2 separate regions of the Homo sapiens genome follow, and region 1 is linked to region 2. Evidence: read pairs that join two places in POLR2A ChIA-PET (ENCODE). Cell type or tissue: GM12878. All regions are shown on one strand. Links, peaks and the distances in the headings refer to the core of each region. The heading gives the core; the rest is flanking DNA.

Region 1 (8,147 bases), core at 2,054-7,053, 1.7 Mb before region 2:
AGCCTTGACATCCAGGGTTCAAGCGATCCTCCCACTTCAGCCTCTCAAGTAGCTGGGACCACAGACATGCACCACCACACCTGGCTATTTATATTTTGTAGAGACAGAGTCTCACCATGTTGCCCAGGCTATATATATTAGTCTGTTTTCATGCTGCTGATAAAGACATACCCGAGACTGGGCAATTTACAAAACAAAGAGGTTTAATTGGACTTATAGTTCCACATGGCTGGGGAGGCCTCACAATCATGGCGGAAGACAGGGAGGAGCAAGTCACATCTTACAGAGAGGGCAGCAGGAAGAAAGAGCTTGTGCAGGAAAACTCCCCCTTGTAATAATCATCAAATCTCGTGAGATTTACTATCACAAGCACAGCATGGGAAAGACCTGCCCCCATGATTCAGTTATCTCCCACAGGTCCCTCCCACAGCACATAGGAATTTAAGAGGAGATTTGGGTGGGGACACAGCCAAACCATATCACTATATATCTTCTCATTCTTTCTTTCTTTTTTTTTTTTTTGAGATGGATTTTCGCTCTTGTTGCCCAGGCTGGAGTACAGTGGCACAATCTCGGCATCTCGGCTCACTGCAACCTCTGCCTCCTGGGTTCAAGTGATTCTCCTGTCTCAGCCTCCCAAGTAGCTGGGATTACAGGTGCCTGCCACCATGCGCAGCTGATTTTTGTATTTTTAGTAGAGACTAAGGGTTTAGTAGAGACTTAGGGTTTCACCATGTTGGTCAGGCTGGTCTTGAACTCCTGACCTCAGGCAATCCGCCCACCTCAGCCTCCCAAAGTGCTGGGATTATAGGTGTGAGCCACCATGCCTGGCATATCTTCTCATTCTTTATGTTCAGAATTGTTGATCTCTATATTCACTGCTAGCTCTGTAGAGCAGAAAAGAGTAACACTAACCAGTGAATTTTAGTAAAGAATTTTTCAGATGGAAAATGTACTCTCATTAGCTATAAATTGACTAACCAACAACAATAATTAGCATTAGTGAAAAGAGCAATTGTTAAATAATAAGAGCTAACCGTTTTTGAGTGGAGTATAGTGAGCACTTTACATGCATTATCTCACTCTGTCCTCCTAGTCACCTTATGAATGAATGGGTGGTGATATTATCTCTATTATCAGACGAGGACACTGAAGTACAGACATTAAGTATCGTGTCCTAGATCACAAATACTGGGGCAAAGTTGGACTCATTCAGACTGATTCTGTTTAACATTGAGCCCATTTGCTTTTAACCTTTGAGCCATGCTGTCTTATCCTCTCAACAAGAATTTATTATTCTCTGGGAGACTGAAAACCGAGTCTGAAGAAACATTGACTGCAACAAGTGTGCATTTATTATATACTGGAAAAGAAAGCTACCCTGCCCCTGGCTCCGGGACTCACCATTCTAAGAGATCTAGCTGATATGCACAGAGACAGGCTTGTATGTCTCAGGTACCTGTTATCCAAATTAGGACACAATGGTGCCCATATCCTGTGGGGCCCCTCAGTGCTTCCAGAGCATTCCAGGGGTCAGATTTCTCCTGCTTCCTGGGTCTTGGATCCTTGACTTTGTGAGGCCATTTTAGTTGCTGCTCTTGACCCATCCTAAAGGTCAGAGCTGGGTTAAAGATAAAATAGCATACCTGGAAGAATCAGCCATAGCAACCTGTCTCTAAGTGCACTTTTGCTCCAATTCCAGTGACCACTTAGGCCAAGCCATGAGTTCATATAATGGGATATCTGAAGATATATGACCTCAGAAATTCACAGAGCAGATGGGACCCTTGCACAAATCATTACAGTATAAGGCAACGTGTAGTAGAGTGTGGGAGCTCTGGTGTCCAACTGCCTGACCAAGTCCAGTGTCGCCACTGCCCTTTTAGAGATAGTACTTAACCTTTCTCAATCATGGCTTTCTCACCTATAACTAGGAATAGTAGTAGGATTAAATGAAATAAAATGTATCAAGTGCTTCATAGGATTCCCATCCCATAGTATGTGTTCAATAAGTAGCTCTTATTATTGCTGTAAACAAAATATTATTTGTGGCAAGAAGAAGGAGATACTGCTCCTAGCAATCAGAGAAGTCTTCTTTGAGGAGGAGCATTTGATCTGGGCCCAGATGGGAGGAATTTCTGTGAGAGAGGAGGGATTATTCTATGCAGCAGCGGAACCATAACCTGCAAAAGCACAAAGGGAGAGGCAAGGCACGTGCAGGGCGCGGTGAGTGAGGCAGAATGACTGCAGGGCAGAGGGTGCGGGAGTGCAGGAGGGTAGGTGGGAAAGACTGGTCAGAGGGCGTTTGTGGAAGGTCTCAGAGGCTGGTGAGCATCATGTTAATCTCCTAGTCCATCCCTCAGGTTTGAGAGCTGAATACCCACTAAATAAGAATTGCACTGTCTTTTTTTTATTCTTTTTGCATTTATAATACTTACGATCCTAGCCAGGGCTGACTTGGAGGCAAGAATAATTCCCTGGCAGTTTTAGGAAGCTGCATGAATTACACATTCCTGGTTATGTGGACTCTCAACTTTTTGTAAACGGTAAGTGTATTACCAAAGGTGTATGATTCCTTGTGCAGCCACCCCCACGGCCCCCATCCCACCCCACCCAACCCCCGCCCTGCTGGCCATTCCTAGCTACAACCACAGAAGCCAACGCAGCCCAGAAGACAGTGCTGATTTGGGTGTTCCTGTCATTGGGCAGCCCTAGACTCCAGGCCTAGGGCGCGGCGGGGGTGGGGTGGGGGCAGGAGGGAGGGCAAGAGGAGGAAGGAAAGCCAGTCTCTTTTTGCAGATAGAGAAGAGGGTGCCCAGAAGAATTGTGCTGAGCTGGTGATTTGAGCTGTTATCTGCTTGGATGTACGATTGATTCACTCCTACTCCGAGGTTCTCAGAGCCCAGAATGTTCCATAAGTGAAACAATTGATGCATTCGGTCTCTGTGGCACTTAATCCACCACTCCTACCCCCATTTTAATATTTGTAATAGTGATCAGTGAAGGGCAGGACTTGAATGTTTTAGAACTAAAACGGGATAAAAAGTAAAGTCCTAATAATGGTTCTCTTCTGTCTTTGTCCCTCTAATTAGAGAAGGCCATATCCATGTCTCCATAGGAAATGGACAGTTAGGGAATTGGTACCGGGCTGGAGTCATGTGTAATCTTGCCCTGCCTGAGGGAGGCCTGATGTTGGAAGTATTTAAGAGAGTCTGAAAGCTTGGCTGCTCTAATAATTAGACTGGCTGTACTGGTTTTTCTTTGCTTATTAAATCACAGGCCAGAAACACCTCTGTGGCAGGACCTGTGTACTGAATTGGTATGCTGTGAGATCCAGAGCAAACTGAAAGTATGTCACACTTTGAGCATTTTCACAGACCAGTCATGGCCACAAGTTTAGGCCTGGCTTAACCTGATTCACTGGAAATCAGCTTCAACAGCACCAGCTGTAATGAAAAGTAAATATGCAGGTGTTTGTTGTTATATATCTGGCATTGTTAAGCTATCACTGAATTTTTTAAAAATCTTGAATCAGTTGGTGAATGTACATGTATCCAAACAGCTTGCTTCCAGACTGTGTACAATATCTTCTTTCTTTTTTTGAGACAGAGTCTCCCCTGTTGCCCAGGCTGGAGTGTAGGGGTGCCATCACGGCTCACTGCAGCCTCAACCTCCCAGGCTCAGGTGATCCCCCCACCCCAGTCTCCCGAGCAGCTGGGACTACAGGTGCACACCACCATGCCTGGCTAGTTTTTGTATATTTTGTAGAGATGGGGTTTCACCATGTTGCCCAGGCTGGTATCGAACTCCTGGGCTCAGGCGATCTGCCTCGGCCTCCCAAAGTGCTGGGATTACAGGTGTGAGCCATTGTACCTAGCCCATAAGTATCTTTTAATGCTTACCTTCAATTATGATAGATATTGGGAATACCTTGCATTTGTATAAAGCGTTTTTACTGGCTGATTTCAGTTGTTTGAAATCATGCATCCTCTGTCAATCTTCTGGCTGATTCAGTTGTTTGATTCTGCCCAGAACCAAGTGTGGCATAATAAATATTAGCTCCTTGATCCACAGAGGATGCTGACCCTGAATTGAGTGACTTATACAAGATGACAAAGCTAGACAGTGGCTGGCCGGAAAGAGCAGCCCACTAGGTCATCTGCTTTTGGGTTCAGTGTTGGGGTTTCTCCACCACATTGTGACAGAATAGTCTGGCTTGACTGGTTTTTTCTAAAGCACTGATTTTTCAGCTTCCCAAGAAAACCAGAGTAGATCCTCTTTTTGTTTATTTTGTTGACCCAGTTATACACCTTCTGTTCTATAGCTTTTCCCATCTTCTAGGATATGGGACGCAAATTTTATGCATAGCCAATGATTTTTTAAACCAAACTCATAAGCAAAATCTGAATTTCCTTGGAGCAGGAAGCAGAGAAAACAAATACCTTCTCTGTGCTGATTGCTCACATAGACATGCTAACCCACACTCTGCAAAGGGGTTGAGTTTTAGAAATTTAAATTACTTTGTTGTCACCTAAAATAAAACCTTCCCTAGACACTCCCCCAGCACTCTCTTTTTTAGTTTTTATTTTTGAGACAAGCTTTCGCCATGTGGGCCAGGCTGGTCTGGAACTCCTGGCCTCAAGTTATCCACCCACCTCAGCCTCCCAAAGTGTTGGGATTACAGGCGTGAGCCACCGTGCCCAGCCCCTCTGCCCTCCCTTCAACTATAGCCTTATCTTCCTCCTTGTCTGCTTTGCAGGCCAACCCTGGAGAGAGTTGGCTAACTTCCTGTCCTTATTTTCTCATCTCCCTCTTGTTTCTCACTCTTCTTCCGGCTGGACACTGGCCAGGTTTTTGTTAAGGTCACCGGTGGTCTCCACATGACTCAGTTCAGTGGACTTGAGTTTTTCAGACTCAATTTATTTCTCTTAGGGGATTTAGTACACACTGTGACCTTGGGAAATTTACTTCTCTAAATTATTTGCAAAATGGGCGTAGCACCTTCCTCCTCAGATTGTAGCGAGGTCTAAATGACATAGTTTGTGGGAAGTGGTGAGCATAGTGTCTGCTACAGTGAGAAGTACATGCTAACCACTGCTTTTATCAACACACTTCCCCTGGTTCCGGTGACACTGTATTTTCTTGTTTTCCTCCTATGCCTTTGGCCCCTTCTACTCCTCTGTGTTATCATGAAAGGAAATGAAATGCGTCTGCGGCAACAGGACTCTGGATGTGAGTCCCTGGATGTGAGGTGTTAAAGGAGGGACACTCCCAAGAGAAGTCTTAAGCAACTAAGTGGTGGTGCCATTTGCTGAAAGGTGGGATCCTAGAGGAGCCAGAGGGGCATGGAGGAAGGCGGGCACACTTGAACATACTGAGCCATCCATGTGTAGATGAACTGGATGGATGGGTGAGTAAGGCTGGAGGTCAGAAGAGACATAGGAGCAAGAGGCTCCATGGCCGGGCAGGTGGCTCACGCCTGTAATCCCAGCACTTTGGGAGGCTGAGGTGGGCGGATCGTCCGAGGTCAGGAGTTCAAGACCAGTCTGGCCAACATAGTGAAACCTTGTCTCTATTGAAAATACAAAAATTACACTTTGGGAGGCTGAGGCGGGTGGATCGCCTGAGGTCAGGAGTTCGAGGCTAGCCTGGCCAACATGGTGAAACCCCGTCCCTACTAAAAATACAAAAATTAGCTGGGCATGGTGGCGCAAGCCTGTAATCCCAGTTACTCGGGAGGCTGAGGCAGGAGAATCGCTTGAACCCGGGAGGCGGAGGTTGCAGTGAGCCGAGATCGTGCCATTGCAATCCAGCCTGGGCTACAAGAGCGAAACTCCATCTCAAAAAAAACAAAAAACAAAAAAACAAAAATTAGGTGTCGTGGCATGCGCCTGTAGTCCCAGCTACTTGGGAGGCTGAGGCAGGAGAATCAGTCGCTTGAACCTGGGAGGCAGAAGTTGCAGTGAGGCGAGATTGCTCCACTGCACTCCAACCTGGGCAACAGAGTGGGACTCCATCTAAAAAAAAAAAAAAAAAAAAAAAAGCCAGCAGTGGTCTGGGAGAGAAAGCAAGATGGGAAGGGAACGGTCTGGGACAGATGCAGAGAAACGTTGAACTGTTTCAATAGCCTCCTGATCAGCCTCCCGGCTTCCACCCTGGCCCCCCCATAAAAAGTCCTTACTCTGCCAGAAAATGCCACAGGATCTGCGCTGCTGTTCTTCTAACCCCAGGCTGCTTCTCTGACCTCATCTCCACCCTCCCCGCTCTCCTGCTCGGCTCACTCTGCTCCACCCATGCTGGTTTTCTTGCTGTTGTTCCTCAAATGGATCAAGTGCTCCCCTTCCTTGGAGCTTTTGCACTTGCTGGTCCTTTTGCCTAGAATGGTCTTTTTCTAGATATTCTACATGTATCACCCCCTCACTTCCTTCAGTTCTCTAGTTAGGTGTCCCAGCCTATCCATGAGAACTTCCCAAAACATATTATTCAGAAATGCAACACTCATCTATCCCCTTTTCTCTGCTTTCTAAAATTTACTAGCATCTGATATGATCTATATCTACCTGACATATTTTGTTATATTGCATAATATGGTATTATATACTATGTTTCTATATGTGACACATGTAATAATGATAAATATATATACTAATATACCATAATATATATTATACCATCCCTATATATTCTAATCTGCTATATTATACAGTAATTTTTAAAATTTCCCACCTCCAAATATAACTCCATGAAGCCAGCAACCTAATTGTGTTCACTGCTATATCCTTGGAGCCAAGAACATTTCCTGGCATGAAATATACACTTGCTAATATCTGTGGAATTAAGAAATTCCAACATTTCATGATAGCAAAAAAAAAAAATCAACTTTTATCTCCCCCAGGGTTGCCATTTGAAGCTGCAAGTACATTATGCAGAGTTGGTTGCTGTGGTACCAATATGTTTTACATTTTGTATAGTAATGTTCATGAAATGAAGGATGGGTTTCCAATTTCCATTAGTGCAGGATGCACTCGAGTCCTGCCAAAAGTTTCTTCCCTTTTGAAATGCCTTATCTCCAGCTTAAAAACTTCAACTTCCTTTTTTAAGACCCAGCTCCCTTTCTCAGGAAATGTGTGTTTCTACTAGGATACAAATGGGATTTATGATGCTGAGGGAAGTCGATTTGATTTGCTGAATATACCCTTGACAATTGAGAGAAGGTTATCTGAAATTAAAAAAAAATAATAACCCAGTTTGCCAGTATGCCACTCTGGATTACAGAACGGCATCAAGGTTATTGTGCTTGGAACGTTTTTGTTTTTCTCTTTTAAAAATATTGCCTAATTATGGACAGGAGGATATAAAAACAAAAGAAGCTCACATTCTCTTCCCCATTTCCAGTCTACTGAGGATGACCCCACGGTAGACTTAGATTTTCTCAGTGATTCAGAAGAAAATTGAGTATTGTTAAGGAAAAACAGCCTTAACCTGAGACTCTAAAATTGTGCTGTAAGTGTGAGCAGAGGGACACAGAAAGTCTGCTGATGAATGTCACCTGCTGTCTTTTGAAAACCAATGTATGCCACGGGACTCCTATGAATAGTAAATAGTACATGGCCTTTGAGCTGTTTTTATGTCAGTGGTAATAGGTCACACTCTTACTTAATTGCTCGTGCAGTTCAGAATTACCATATGGGGGTTAAGGATGCCCTTTGTGTCCACTGCATTTTGGGTTAATAGGTGTGAAGCATTAGGCCTCATAGCCCTGTGGTCCACCTGTGTTTGGCAGCGAGTTTAGCTGTGGGTGAGTAATTAATTACCTAACTATATAAAATAACTATAATTTTTTTCTCTCTGCTAAGTAAAACTATTTCTAACGAATAGCTTCACAGAAATTGAATACCAGTGCACAAGGTTCTAAGAAGCTTTTACATCTGAATATGCTTGATAATGTCTTAAAGGTGCATTCTATACATCCTTGTATGTATTTCTTCCTTTACCTGGGAAACGTTAGATAATAAAAAGGCTTGGTTTCGGGTGTCAGGTGGTCTTGAGTTTGAATCACTTACTAGCTGACTGATTCTTGTACCTTTTCATGTCTCTCACCGTGAACACTGGGGATGGACGTATGAGATACACTCCGTGAATTTCCT
Region 2 (8,147 bases), core at 1,729-6,728:
AAAATATCCATATTAATAAACTTCTGTTTTTCTCCTGTTTGTCTGTTGTGATGGGTCCGTTCCAACTAAGAACCTGTTGGAGGTTATTGTTACTTCCCTGCAGCTCTTTCTTGTCTGTGTGTGTGTTCATCGTCTCCTTGGTAAGAAAGAACTGTTAACTTAGATCAGAAACTCACAGAATATGATTTGTAACTCGTTGTATATAAAGGATCCTAAATGAACTGTTTCGAAACCCAGAGACAGTATGCCAGAGTGGCCAGGACCTTGGGCCCTGGATGCCAATTGTCTGGGTTTGGTTGTAGGGTGAGAGAGCGGAGAAATCGCCATCCAAACCCTTGTAGGTCATGACAAAGTTTTGTATTGTTATCCCAAGAGCTTTGGGAATTCACAGAGACGAGTGTGTTCCAATTCACATCCAAAAAGCTTATGTGAAAAACCTCTGTCCATTACTAGTTGTGTGAATTTGGGCAAGTAATTTATCCTGTCTGTGCCACGAATTCTTCATGTAAAATGACACCCGCCTTTTACTGTTGCTAGGATAATTAAATGAGATAATGTTTTAAAATGCCCCAAACAATGCCTGGAGCACAGCAGGCTCTCAATGGACTCTAATGGGATTCAGCTCTGCATTTCCCATAGTATGACCATGTGGGCATCATAAGTGGTAAAAGAAAGAAAAAGAAAACACCCAAAGGGAATATAAAGGTTGCTAATAGAAAGAGAAGAAAAGATGTGGAAGTTGAGAAGGAGAAGTTACAGTGGTCTATAGACTCATTCCAGGATTGGTGCGAAGTAGGAGATAAGTGGCGGAGAGGCTCTGGGTTTTGAAATTGGACTTCAGAGACCTCTCACTTTTAATCTACAGCCCTTTGAAATGCTAGTCATGCATGAACAGCATCCTATGCACTCCAGCACTAATAAATTTTTCAGCAGCTCCACTTTGAATTGAGCCTAATATCTACAGCACAGTTATTCTCTGAACCATAAGAACAGTGATCACAGCAAACTCACAGTGAGGGAAGATTTGCTCAGTTTGGCATTTGAAGCTTGCTAAAACCTTGGCTCAACCTGAATCTAATTCATACAGCTCCCTAACCTAAAGGATGCTTAAAACATTTTCCTGGCTCAATATCAAGCCCAGGCTCCCTAAGGCAGCCAGTCACCACCTCTCTCTTCCATGTCATCTCACTGCTCCTGGCCTTAAACTTCGTGCTCTCATAGCAACCCTGAGTGACCTGGAGGCCCTCTTTCTCCCTACACACCAGTACATTTTCTAACCAGTTTCTTTGCTCAGAAGTGTCCTCTCCCCGCCTCGCCTGCACGATTGCACGTGATTCCTACTCACCTCCACCAGGAAGCCTTCTCTGATGCCTCTGACTGGGAGAGGTACCCCTCTTTGCATAGCCTGCTCCACACATCATGTTAGAGTTCCTGGTTCCTCTTGATGACTCTGGGCTCTTTGTATCCACAGTATTCAGTGCCTGGCTTAGAGAAGGCTGTTGTTATCATGAGCGAGCCCTTTGATCCATGTAAACCGCTCACCCTCTGTCCCAGGGCTTACCATTCTTACTGGGATATGTCCCCTGCATTTTCAGAATGCCTGAAACTCTTGCTCGGTGTATTGTGTGCCTCTTTGTGTCACTGTGTATTTTGCTATCTGTTTAAGCCTTTCCCAAACACAGAGTATTTGGGAGAAAGACAGCAAGCAGCTTTTCCATCTCTATCCTCAAAACTTTAATTTAATGGCCAAACACATGGAGGTGCTTGATAAATAGCTGTCAGTAATGAGATGTTGATTTCTGTCTTCACTCTAGCTTCCACCCTTTTCCCATCAAATCCCACTCATCCTTAAGGTCTACCTCTTCCATGGACTGTTGCTTTTATTTTTCTTTAGAACACTTAGTCATTCACTGTACTTCACTTTTGGCTTATTATATTCTTATTTATTTATTTATTTATTTATTCTGATACAGGGTCTCACTCTGTCAATCATGGCTCACTGCAGCCTCGACCTCCAGGACTCAATCAATCCTCCCGCCTCAGCCTCCCAAGTAGCTGGGACTACAGGCCTGTGCCACCATGCCCAGCTAATTTTTGTATTTTTTTGTAGAGACGAGGTTTTTTCATGTTGCCCAGGATTTAACTGTTCTGTGTATGTACATAAGGTATCTCATACAAAGTTGTTTTTTTTTTTTTTTACAAAATTGTCTGTGTCTCATATTCTTTTGTAGCACTCTCCCCTCTGATATGTAAAATCATTTTCCTTCTTAACCTTACCAGGTTGAGATGAACAGGAAAGGACATCATATAAAAGCAGGTGAATGCCTTGTGTATACACGTTTGGGAAAATATGAAGTGTAGGTCTGGTGGGTTTGGGGAGTGATAAGGAGAAAATGAAACTAAAAGGACATTTTATAGAAGCATATTTAAGGATTAGCTGCTTAAATAATTGTTGTATTCATTAGCTTAATGAAAATGCTGAAAATACCTCAGAAAGGTGGAATAAAATGGGTCAAAAGTAAGAAAGACAAAAACATTAGTTTGGCTAAAGAGGGCAGTGCTGTGTGGTGGTCAGACCTTTGGTGTTAAATGAGCTGAGTTCCATTCCTTGCTCCTCCATTCACCATGAGACTTGGGCAAGTAACATCATTTCAAACCTCTGTATATCAGTAGTCATTTCAAACCCATTGTATAACAGGGCTGAGAGTACCTACCACATAGAGTTATTGCAACAATTACATGAGCTAATGCAGATTAATTCAAAGCCTGAGACAAATTAGCTTTTATTTTATTTTATTTTATTTTGGAGACAGGGTCTCGCTCTCTCACCCAGGCTGGAGTACAGAAGCATGATCTCGGCTCACTGCAGCCTTGACCTCCCAGCCTCAAGCAATTCTCCTGCCTCAGCCTCCCAAGTAGCTGGGCCCACAGTCATGTGCCACCACACCTGGCTAATTTTTATATTTTTTTGTACAGATGAGGTTTCATGTGCTGCCCAGGATGAGCCACTGTGCCCGGCCAAATGAGCTATTTATGATGATCATAAGGACACAAGATAAGGGTAAGGATGCAAGAGATTGAAGTGTAGAATTACTGTTGGTCACCGGGGGTGGTGGCTCACACCTGAAGTACTAGCACTTTGGGAGGCTGAGGCAGGAGTATTGCTTGAGGTAAGAGTTCAAGACCAGCCTGGGCAATTAGCAAGACCCTGGTCTCTACAAAATATTTGAAAATTAGCTGGGCATGGTGGCATATGCCTGTAGTCCCAGCTACTCAGGAGGCGGAGGTGGGAGGATCCCTTGAGCCCAGGAGTTCAAGGCTGCAGTGAGCTATGTTACCACCACTGCACTCCAGCCTGGGTGACAGAGCAAGACCTTGTCTCTTGAAAAAAACAAAAAAGAAAAAAACTATTACCATTGGTTAGTAATTAAGGAAGCAAGAGGCTTTTCATATGGAGCCAGCTGGGACCACAGCTACTTGGGGAGCTGAGGTGGGAGGATCGCTTGAGCCCGAGGCTATGGTAAGCTGAGATTGCACCACTGGACTACAGCCTGAGTGGCAGAGCCGACTCTGTCTCTAAAACAAAAACAATAGTACTTACTTAACAGAACTACTGGGAGACGTAAGAGGTATAATAATTGTAGAATGCTCTTAGCGTAACATCCATCATGCAGTAATTGCTCAATAATGTTAGTAAAATCTCCCAATGAGAAAGTTCAACATTATCTTCAACTCTTCTTTCTTGCTCCAGAAATCCAATCAGTTGCTACGTGCTGATGATTCTGATTCTGGCCCTGCAGTATCGCTTGCATGCACCTCCTCCTCCCTGTGCTCACTGCTGGAGAAAAGAGAACCTTGGCTGATGATTTATGGATCTACAAGTAATCGAAGCTTAACTGCCACAAAAATAACTTTATCCAGTCCTCCCCCCCTCCCCTGCACCTTCTCTAGTTAGCGCTGTAAGAACTTGGTTGCTCAGGTGGAAGGCATATAGATTGTATTGTATTTGAATAGCTCCCCAGGTAGCACAGTAATGTCTCTGCACTTGATTAAATAAGTCAGGTCAATTTTTCTGCAAGTTTTCCTCCATTGCAGCACTAACATCCACATTTAATTTGTTGCTTTATTTAACACCATCATCTGCTTTCAGGGCAAAATAAATAAAAAGGAACAATGGCCGGCCAAGGTGGCTCATATCTGTAATCCCAGCACTTTGGGAGGCTGAGGAGGGTGGATCACAAGGTCAGGAGTTCAAGACCAGCCTGGCTAACATGGTGAAACCCTGTCTCTACTACAAATACAAAAGTTAGCCAGGCACAGTGGCACGCGCCTGTAGTCCCAGCTACTTGGGAGACTGAGGCAGAAGAATCGCTTGAACCCAGGAGGCGGAGGTTGCAGTGAGCCAAGATCATGCCGCTGCACTCTAGCCTGGGTGACAGAGCAAGATTCTGTCTCAAAAAAAAAAAAAAAAAAAAAAAAAAAAGGAACAATTTGCCAGAGGAAAACCAGTTAGCTAAACCTGCTTTGCTTTGGCCAATCCCATGTTATGTGTCAACTGTCTCATTACAATTTGTTTATTTACAGGGAAGCCGCCAGTGTCTAAGATGTAAGGCATTCAGAAAATTGTGCAGATGATGGATTCACAGTACCTAGAATCCCCATGACTCAGTTTTCCACAAATGTGCTATTTGGGGAAATGCACACAGATCAGCAACTATTCACTTTTGCTGGCAGCACAAACATTGCTGACACGCACTCTTCCAAATTGCAAGCAGTTTCCACAGTGAAAACAATGAGAACAGAATCACAGCATTAAACAGTTGGCCGGGAATTTTAGAGATAACTTAATCTACCCCTTTGTTCTGGACACAGTCCTGTTTTAAGCTGTTTTGAATAGATAAAAAGTCCATGTTATTTTAATAGGTCTTCATCAGTAACCGTCTTCAAATATGACCACTCTCCAAATTAGACAGTAATTCCTCCAGTCTGGACCAGACAGTAGGGTTTCCTAGCCCAGAGCATTTGTCGACTTTCTCTTGTTGGTAAACAGCCAATTTCAAGGGTTTACCCATCTCTTCCCTGTATGTCTCGGGATTAAATTCTGATCTGTCTCAGCTTGCCAGTGACTGGTTTGGAGGGGGAAAGTGACCCAGTTCTGTGAAATAAAACCGTGGCAGGTCAGGCAAGGGGAGCTCCTAGATGCTTTTCTTGCTCCTAAAAGAAGACCTGTAGAAAAGCAGGTCATAGCTGCCATAGCTCCCTTGCCTCCATGAAGAGAACCAGCCAAAGATAAGGCCATCATAATGATGGTGGCAGAGCACAGATATGGAAAAAATATGGGTCTTTTTTTTTTTTTTTTTGAGACAGGGTCTCCCTCTGTCACCCAGGCTGGAGTACAGTGCCACAATCTCCACTCATTGCAACCTCTGCCTGCCAGGCCCAAGTGATCCTCCCACCTTGGCCTCCTGAATAGCTGGGACTACAGGCTCATGCCACCATGCCCGGCTAATTTTTGTATTTTTTATACAGACAGGGTTTCACTATGTTGCCCAGGCTGGTCTCAACTTCCTGGGCTCAAATGATCTATCCACCTAGGCCTCCCAAAGCTCTGGGATTATAGGCATGAGCCATTGTGCCTGGCCAGAATCTGAGTCTTTGATAATATTATTGAGACGCTGAATCAACCAACCTGAAACCACCCTACCTCAGAATTTTTTTGCTATGTGAACTAGTAAAATGTCTTTAGTGTTTATAGATTGATGACTAGAAATCAGTGGCTTTTTTTGTTTTTTTTTTTTGGTTGAGAATTTTACTGTAGAATGACATTCAAGATTCCATTCACAGGTAAAAGTCATTCCAGAGAATGGAACAATATTTGACATGCAAGCATTTAAAGAAAGGAGAGGTAAACAGTGGTAACTACTTCGGATTCACTGAGACCAAGCGTGCCAAGCTAAACATTCCTTTTTTGATAGGATTAGTAGATTACATGCCGGAGGAAGTCACCACCATCACATATTGGATTTCAGCAAGCATTTGATAAAATTGCTTATAATATTTTGGCCAATATTGGATGGAAAAATATTGAGGAGATGATGTAGTGCTGAAGAAAGACAAGATGCTGAGGAAGACAAGACTGGTTAACAGATCATGGCATTTTAAAGGTACAGTGACAGCCTTGAAAAAGAAAGAAATTCTGTCATTTGCAAAACAGAGATGGACTTAGGGAACATTATGCTAAGTGCAATAAGCCAGGCACAGAAAGACAAATACTGTATGTCTTCACTTATATTTGGAATCTAAAACAATCAAACTCATAGAAACAGAGAGTAGAATGGTGGTTACCAGAGGCTGGGGGCTGGGGGAATGAGGAGTTGATGGTCAAAGTATACAGCCTCAGTTAGACAGGAGGAGCAAGGTTGTGTTTTGGTTTGGTTTTGAGATAAATTGCACTGCGTGGTGAAGGTAGTTAATAATCGTGTATAGTACTTTTCAAAATTGCTAAGACAGTAAATTTCCAATGTCTTCACCACAAAAAAAAAGTATTTGAGGTGATGTATATGTTATTTAGCTTGATTTAATTACTCCGCATTGTATTCATAAGTCATAACATCATGGGCTGGGCCTGGTGGCTCACGTCTATAATCCCAGCACTTTGGGAGGTCAAGGCGGTAGATCGCTTTGAGCCCAGGAGTTCAAGACCAGCCTGGGCAACATGGCAAAACCCTGTCTCTACCAAAATTACAAAAGCTAGCTGGGCTTGGTGGCGTGCACCTGTAGTCTCAGCTACTCGGGAGGCAGAGGTGGGAGGATTGCTTCAGCACGGGAGACAGAGGTTGCACTGAGCCGAGATTGTGCCACTGCACTCTAGCCTGGGTGACAAAGCCAGATCCTGTCTCAAAAAAAAAAAAAGAAAAAGAGAACCATAACATCACTTTGTACCTCATAGGGATAGAAAGGGGGTGATCCCTTTTCTCCCCATCCTGAGGGTCCAAGCTGACACTCCTATAAAAAAGGACAGGTTAACAAGAGAAAAGCATACAAATTTATTTAATCATAGTTTTATATGACATGGGAGCCTTTAGAATGAAGACCCAAAGATACAGGTAAAACCATCCATTTTTATACTTAGGTTCCATGAAGAATGGACCGCAGTGTAGAACTGTGTTTGGACAGAAAAGGTATAATCTTATGGAAATAGACCGAGTGGGGAATCCCAGCAAGGCCTGTCTGTTAAGGTTCTTCCTGGCCTCTCTGTGCAGCTGTCTTCCTTCCAGGTATGAGGCAGAACCCTTTTTGGAATGAGTGTCTTATGACCTATCGTTAAACAATGTAAGTCAGAGATTTCTTTATGGCCAGGTCTTACACAGGAAGGTCGGGGAGTGGCAGGAGGTTAGAGTAATGTTTTTAGGTTTTATGGCTGGCTTTGAGGAACAGGAGTTCTAGTTTCTATAACACACCTTGGGGAAGAAGGATTATAGTTTTTATGGCTAGCCTCGGGGGAGACTGATGGGCCAGAGACAGGAGGGAAGGAGAAGGTCAGAGAGAACTTGCTTCTGAGGCTACCTCTGAGGCCTTCACTTTGGGATATTGTTTTCTGAGCCACAACAATCTCATAAATATATACAACTATAATCTGTCAATTTACAATTAAAATAAATTTTAAAAAATAAAGATACTGTGACAGGTAACAAACAGATACATGGTTCAGGCAAACAAAGAGGATGGGGGAGGTTGGCAAGTGTCTAATGGGAATGGTGGGCACACTAATAAGTGGGCAGTGTACTTGAGTCAGGAGCAAATGGTAGTCCTCGGCAGGCAAGAATGGGCACCACAGAAAGATGGACAGGCCACAGGCTTGTAATTTTAGTATTGGGGTATGGGTGGGGAGAAGTCTCTGCATGAGGATATATGCAAAATGGATGAAAAGATCCCAAGTTTAAACATGTTTTTAAAAAAATATAAAGGTACTCCAGTTAGAGAATAATGGGGATAAAAAGCAGTTTATTGAAACGGTAATTTCAGAAAGCATTGGCCAGGTGCAATGGCTCATGCCTATAATCCTAGCACTTTGGGAGGCCAAGGCAGGAGGATCACTTGGGGGCAGGAGTTCAAGACCAGCTATGAGTTTGGGCAACATAATGTGA

Evidence for each region. ChIA-PET counts read pairs that join two places held together with the same protein. Peaks named below come from ENCODE experiments on the same cell type or tissue, not always from the same donor. Only the 100,000 strongest peaks of a DNase experiment are listed, where the experiment ranks them.
Region 1: POLR2A ChIA-PET joins it to region 2 with 10 read pairs; 2 of 35 experiments call an interaction of 5 or more read pairs at or near these places.

What each region holds. Positions count from the first base shown.
Region 1 is chr12:94,673,135-94,681,281 of GRCh38, reverse strand. No RefSeq gene overlaps it. Among named protein-coding and RNA genes, the nearest start is that of TMCC3, 27 kb to the right of the region's middle. RefSeq lists enhancers at 4,503-4,612, 5,203-5,312. In GM12878, for the core only: no CTCF peak of the experiment used is centred there; DNase peaks (open chromatin) are centred at 3,364 and 5,031; H3K27ac peaks cover 2,702 bases.
Region 2 is chr12:92,999,428-93,007,574 of GRCh38, reverse strand. LINC02413 (long intergenic non-protein coding RNA 2413) reads right to left here. Exons shown (of 4, transcript XR_945212.3): 2 at 3,602-3,838; 3 at 1,346-1,481. It overlaps LOC643339 (a long non-coding RNA gene), which reads left to right. Exons shown (of 5, transcript NR_040096.1): 4 at 2,977-3,061; 5 at 3,752-3,817. Among named protein-coding and RNA genes, the nearest start is that of LINC02413, 13 kb to the right of the region's middle. In GM12878, for the core only: no CTCF peak of the experiment used is centred there; no DNase peak of the experiment used is centred there.